Linked DNA regions of Mus musculus: region 2 is linked to region 1. A link is a loop called in an ENCODE intact Hi-C map of the cell type or tissue named here. Cell type or tissue: left cerebral cortex. All regions are shown on one strand. Each heading gives the region's core, and the rest is flanking DNA. Links, peaks and the distances in the headings are about the cores only.

Region 1 (2,898 bases), core at 211-2,710:
GGGCTCCCACAGCAGGGGGTGAAGGGAGGGGGAGGGGCTGTCCCTCTAAAGCCCTCTAGGTGATCTACACCCCTCCATACAGAGACACCCTAACCTCATACAGACCCTCACTGTGGAAAAGTGGGGGTGGGGCCTCATTTGCATGTTTGCCTATCAGTCAGGGCAGCCGCAACTTTTGCTACTCATCACTGGGAACTGAGGGGGTGGGGCTGGCCATCCTCACTTGGCCTGGGGTGTAGCCTCAGATTCTGGGGTCTCTGGCCCTGAGAATTGTCCTGTTGGGAACCTTGGGAATAACTCCCCTCTGAGGCTCACAGGGGCCACTCTTCCCACCTTGACTTTGGGACATCCAATCAGCTCCCAGCATGGAAACCAACTTCTGAAGTTTTCTTCTTTCTTTCTCTTTCCTTCCTTCCTTCCTTCCTTCCTTCCTTCCTTCCTTCCTTCTCCTCCTCCTCCTCCTCCTCCTCCTCCTCCTCCTCCTCCTTTTGAAAGTTGAGAACCAGAGATCAGAATCCCAGAATCCATCTGAAACACCTTAAGGTCCTAGGTCCCCAAAATCCCACAAATGTCTCCACATCTTGAATTCAGGACAGAAGTCTCGGGCCCCTCAGCAGCCCAGCCTTGAGACCTGGAAGTTCAGCCTAGCCTTGGAGCACAGGGCCTTTGTATATGCCCCCAGACCTCAGCTATCTTTGGAAAGGTCCCTTTGGTGACCTTAGACCATTTAAAAACAGGCACAGAACTGTAAGGCCACATGCTTATGGTCACACAGACTCTAATCCAGACTGCTGGACTCCCAGGAGACTGGGAAGAAATGGAATGGGGTTCCTGGTCTTCCTGTGTGCACTTGTGCAGGAGACACCACCTAGTGGTATCTCTGTCTGTGGCTGTGTGTCACATACAGAGGGTTTATTTCAGATTACAATGTACAGTCTACCATGAGGTAAGTGAGGGCAGTAACTCAAAGTCGGAGCTGATGCAGAGCGGTGGAGGAGCCCTGCTCCCTGGCTTGCTCCCTGCGACTTGATCAGCCCAGAAGCGAGGGATGGGGGTGTCCTTTCTGTCTGCCCTGCCTTTGACCCCTTGCAGACCCTAATCTTGTTCCAGTTCTTTCCTGTTCTTAGTCCAATGAAACCATGGCAAACACTGTCCCCTAGAAGGGACGTGAGAGGCAGCACTGGGACCCCCGTCCCAAGTTTTCCAGAATGGGGCGGCAGTTCAGCATCTGTCCACTAGATGGCGGACGACGCTCAGAAACGCTCCAGAGTGCACAGCGCGCTGTTCGGTGTGCGCAAGCGCAGTTCGTAAGTGTACCCAAAGGCACCTGTGCAAAGGCACCTGTAGGCACCGAGCTCAGCTCACGTGTTCATATACTTCGTGCATGTCACAAGCGACGTCCACGCCGATCCACCCCTACCGAGAGAATCTTAACAGGCTTGTTCTTATACAGCATGTTGGTGCGTGAATACTCATGTTGGGCACATTAGTGTCCCAGAGTCTCACTTCCATGCATAAGACCCCCATGTCATCTGTTCTGGGCGATCCTTATGCTGGGAACGATGTTGTGTGAATAGTAGGTTCTCATGGACTGACTGGATGGACTGACCGGCTGCAGCAGGCACATCGACAGCTCCAGGATCCCACCACCCCCACCCCCATATTCCCATGGCTTTTGCCTCAGCTCATAACCTCGAAGAGGAACATAGTTCATGCCTCAGTTTATCTGTGTTGTCCCAATTTCCACCTTTGTGAAGCTTCCTCCATGTGAGGCCTGTCACTGCTGGGAAGCCAGATTCATGCCTGGAGTGTCCCCTTTGTTTTGTTTGTTTGTTTGTTTGTTTGGAGTGGTTGTTTTGTTTTGTTTTTTTCGAGACAGGGCTTCTCTTTATAGCCCTGGCTGTCCTGGAACTCACTCTGTAGACCAGGCTGGCCTCGAACTCAGAAATTCGCCTGCCTCTGCCTCCCAAGTGCTGGGATTAAAGGCGTGTGCCACCACGCCTGGCTGAGTGTCTCCTTTGTATCTAAAGTCAGACACCCAGTAAACTATTCAGATACCTAACTCATTACAGGCTGTATAACGGAGCGTCCCCCTCCCGCCCCCGCGGCGCCTTAGTTCCACATGTTTTTCACCAGGGAACTTCTGCCAACCAGAGATCAGTTTTGGAACCAGAGGAGTGGGCTCTTGGCTATGCAGCAAGCTGAGCTGCTGTTCATCCCGCAGGGTCCTGGGACATTGGCCTTCCATGTAGAATGCCCTGCTTGGTCGACCCTGCAGACAGGAGTTTATCTGTGACTGGCCAGCGGATCTCCAGGTGTGCACCAGTGGCCATTCCTGGAGTCTTCAGGGGTGCACAGGCAGGAAGCTGTCCAGATTCTCTGATGTGGGTCCTGCCTTTTCTGGTCACCCTCTCTTCCTCCCGCTCATGTCTGTCGTCACCCATGGTGACCATAGGCCATCTCCTTGGCAACAGCAGCCACCAGGTCAGCTGTATCATCGACCACAGCTCACCCTTGCAGTCCCTACACTGGACACAGAAGGTGGTCAGGTGGAGGATCAGCTAGGGTGTCAGGGAGGACCTGTAGGATCAGGTCAGGAGCCTTAGGCAGCCCCTGGAGTATGTCGGAGCAGAGTCGGTGGGCGCCTGCATATCAGTGGCTCTCCTTAGGCCTCCGTTTCCCCATACACCCAGCCTCTGTGATCTCTAGACTCTGCTCCAGACCTGGCCACTTGCTATGTGGACAGTGGCTGGCTGGAGGGAGGCTCAGCCTTAATCCCAGTTGCTGGCCACTAAGCCAGGTCAGGGGGGTCAATGGCTTCCAGTGACCCGCAGGCCCATTGTGTATCCCCTGAGCAGTCAGCATGGCTGTCTTCTTGACAGTCCCATCGCTGTGATC
Region 2 (2,898 bases), core at 299-2,798, 100 kb after region 1:
CCCTGACAGGCAGGGAGAAGCAGAGGTCCAGGGAGAAGCAGAGGTCCAGAAGCTCTTCCTGATTTGGTCACAGGCCCTGGCTCTCTGCCTGGTAATGGGGCCGGTTGGGACCACCACGAAGAGCTGACAGGACCACCCACCCCTGATCTTCAAGCTGCCGCCACTCCAGGTATGTTCAGGCAAGTCCCACTGATGGTGGCTGGGCTGGGAGGGAGCAAGGAGGCTGCTCAGATCTTCCAGGCCATCTTGTCCCTACTCCAGTCACCCTGGAGGCCCAGGGAGGGTGCTCAAGGTCAGGTACAACATAAGTTCTCCGAGCGCTGCTTCCTCTCATACTGCACGAGCCAAGGCAAGGGGTCCAAGAAAGGGCAGGGTCAGGACTTACCGGCAGCCAGTCGGGGGTTGGGTACGTGAGCAATCCTCCTCTTCTCCCCAGGCGCTGAGATGTGCACGGAGGAGAGCCTCTCTGTTGGCCGCGGGGCGGCCTGTAGCCAACTGGCCGAGTCCCTCTGTGCTAGCTGTGCTCGCCGGTAGCACACCTCCTGAGCAGTCGGGGGGCGTGCTGGGGGAGCCACGGGGGTCCTCTTTGGGGCCTCTGACTGAAAGAGCACAGATCCTAGAGCTAGCCCCCGTCCAGAGCACTCCAGACAAGCATGGTGAGGAGGCTGCAGAAGCTCCTCTTCCATGTTCCTCTGCCCACCAGTACTCTGTCTGCGCTCATGTCTCCTCGGAGACTGCACCAGGGATGTTTGTGGAGCCCTTGCTTGCTACCACACCCCACACAGGCCTCCCCTACTATCCTCACCACCTTCCGGCCACAACTGAGATAGCCTGGGCTCTGAGGTTGGACTGCCCACTCAACTCTAAAACCCATGGGGATTTATCCACCCCTCCGTGCACTGTTCCTGTGCCCAGATCTGGATGGGACATGAAGCCCCAGATACCAGCTTACCAAAGGCCGACAGCAGGGGTCCTTTGCCCAACTGTGGTGGCAAATCTCCTTCCTCCAGAGGCCCGCCCTGTATCCCCATATCTGGGTCTTACCTCCTTGCCTGGCTTGCAAAGGTGTGAGACCCTCCTCTTCTGCCCCGGGAACAAAGTGGTCAGGCCCGCATGTGTCTTCTCCTCAGCCTTCTCCTTGGGTGGCTGAAAACACACATGCACTCCTCACTCTGGTGCCTCCTTGGGTCACACCCCTGCCTTCCCACCCAGCCTCATTGCCGCCAGACCCTACGCGGTCCTGCCAATGAGAGCCCTACGGAGGATCAGCACCCTGCGGCCCAAGGCTGGGCCCCAGCACCTGCCTCCCAGGCCTTGTGGACAGGAGGACAAGTGGGCGTGTCCCTGCTGCTGCCCCCACACCCAGCCCAGGATGACAGTTCAGATATGGAATGCCAGTCAAGGGCATCCCTCGGGGCTGGGGCTGGGAGGAACTGGCCAAGTCCATCTTTGTTTGTTCAGGGTAAGCGCCCTCTGGTGGCCAGCATGGGGACATTAGAAGGAGGGACTACCAGATGGGTCAAGGCTGGCCTGAGCCAGGCAGGCCAGGGAGTGAGGAGAGGAAGGGGCCTAGTGGCTAGAAGGAAGCAAGAGCTGGAGGAGGGGAGAGGGGCAAGAAAGGCCAAGGAGCTGGGACAGGAGGTGGTGAGGCAGGCGTGGGGCGGGAGGGCCCGGTACCCCTTTGCCGGTCAGTCTGAACAGTCAGTCGGACGCTGCCACGGGAAGCCGGCTGGGTGGGTAGAAAGCCAGCATCCTCATTCTGGGCAGGGTGCAGGGGGGCAGCAGGCGGCCACCGAGGGTTCCTGAATTTTGAATGGAGTTATAAGAGGCCGGCGCTGAAGGAGCGGCTTCTGCTTGGGTCACAGAGGCTGGAATCGGCTGGAGATGACCGTGGGACTGAGTGTCCCCTCCAAGGGCCCTAGCCTGCCAAGGCCAGTGCCCTCACCTGCCGGGCCAGCCGGCCCTTGTCCTCTGTCTTCACGCTGGTGGACTCGTTGAAGATCCGCAGGCACTCCTCCATAGGGTCCACATCGAAGTCCACCTCCTTCTCCAGAGCCGAGTAGTCCACATCCTCCTCTGCACACTGGCTGGCTCCCGAGGACGAGGAGGAGGAGGACAATGGGGAGGGCGGCACGGGGGATGCGGGCGGCGCGGCCTTGAGACGCTTGGGCACCTTTGTCTCGTCCAGGCCCAGGCTGGAGTCGGAGTCTGATTCTGAGTCTGAGCTAAGGCTGGGCAGGGTCGGGGGCCAGACCCGGGGTGCTCCCGCTCCCAGGCTTGAGTCCTCCTCCTCACTCTCATCCCCAAATAGTTCAGCATGGCTCAGGGCCCGTTTCTTGAGCTTAGGGGTGTCCTGGGGGGCTCCTTCATCCAGGGAGCGGGCCTTGCGTTCCACCAACTTTCCCGATGACATCTTCTTTGCACTACCAGCCTTCCAGGCCAGTGGTGCATGGGGACCAGGCCCAGAGTCCTGAGGTCCCGTGCTGGAGGGGCGGCCTGACCCCCCTTTCCCTGAGCTGGCCACTGTGGTCGCAGAGGATGGCTTTTTCTTGGTCCCTTCAGGCCCCTGGGCCTTCCCCCTGGGGTTACTGGCTGGCAGCTTCTTCTTGTCCGTACACACCTTTTCCTTCCCTCGGGGCCTGGCTGGGTCTTTCTCTTTCTTTTTGTCTTTCTTGCGAACCTTGTCCTTGTGGCTGAGGCTGGCTGATGTCCCACTTTTCTTCTTTTTGGCTTTACCTTCCTTGGGGACCCTAGCATCTTGAGAGGCCCTGGCTGGGGAGCCAGGCTTGACCACAGACACTGTGTCTGGTGCTTTGGGGGGCTGCCCAAGGTCTTCCACGTCATACTGCACAGCCATCTCCTTGGTGCCCCGCAGGCCACCGTCCTCATGCTCTCTGC

What was found. A loop is a pair of places that touch in the nucleus more often than their neighbours do. Peaks named below come from ENCODE experiments on the same cell type or tissue, not always from the same donor. Only the 100,000 strongest peaks of a DNase experiment are listed, where the experiment ranks them.
Region 2: it touches region 1 in a loop (4-fold over the local background); 22 of 42 quality-filtered maps call a loop at or near these places.

The regions. Positions count from the first base shown.
Region 1 is chr10:80,445,120-80,448,017 of GRCm38, forward strand. No RefSeq gene overlaps it. Among named protein-coding and RNA genes, the nearest start is that of Tcf3, 13 kb to the left of the region's middle. In left cerebral cortex, for the core only: a CTCF peak has its summit at 1,218 (motif pointing right); a DNase peak (open chromatin) is centred at 1,322; H3K4me3 peaks cover 238 bases.
Region 2 is chr10:80,547,388-80,550,285 of GRCm38, forward strand. It overlaps Rexo1 (REX1, RNA exonuclease 1), which reads right to left. Exons shown (of 15, transcript NM_025852.3): 2 at 1,946-2,898; 3 at 1,045-1,146; 4 at 386-599. It overlaps Gm31057 (predicted gene, 31057), which reads left to right. Exons shown (of 3, transcript NR_168571.1): 1 at 1-169. Among named protein-coding and RNA genes, the nearest start is that of Gm31057, 1.9 kb to the left of the region's middle. In left cerebral cortex, for the core only: a CTCF peak has its summit at 1,477 (motif pointing left); a DNase peak (open chromatin) is centred at 1,466.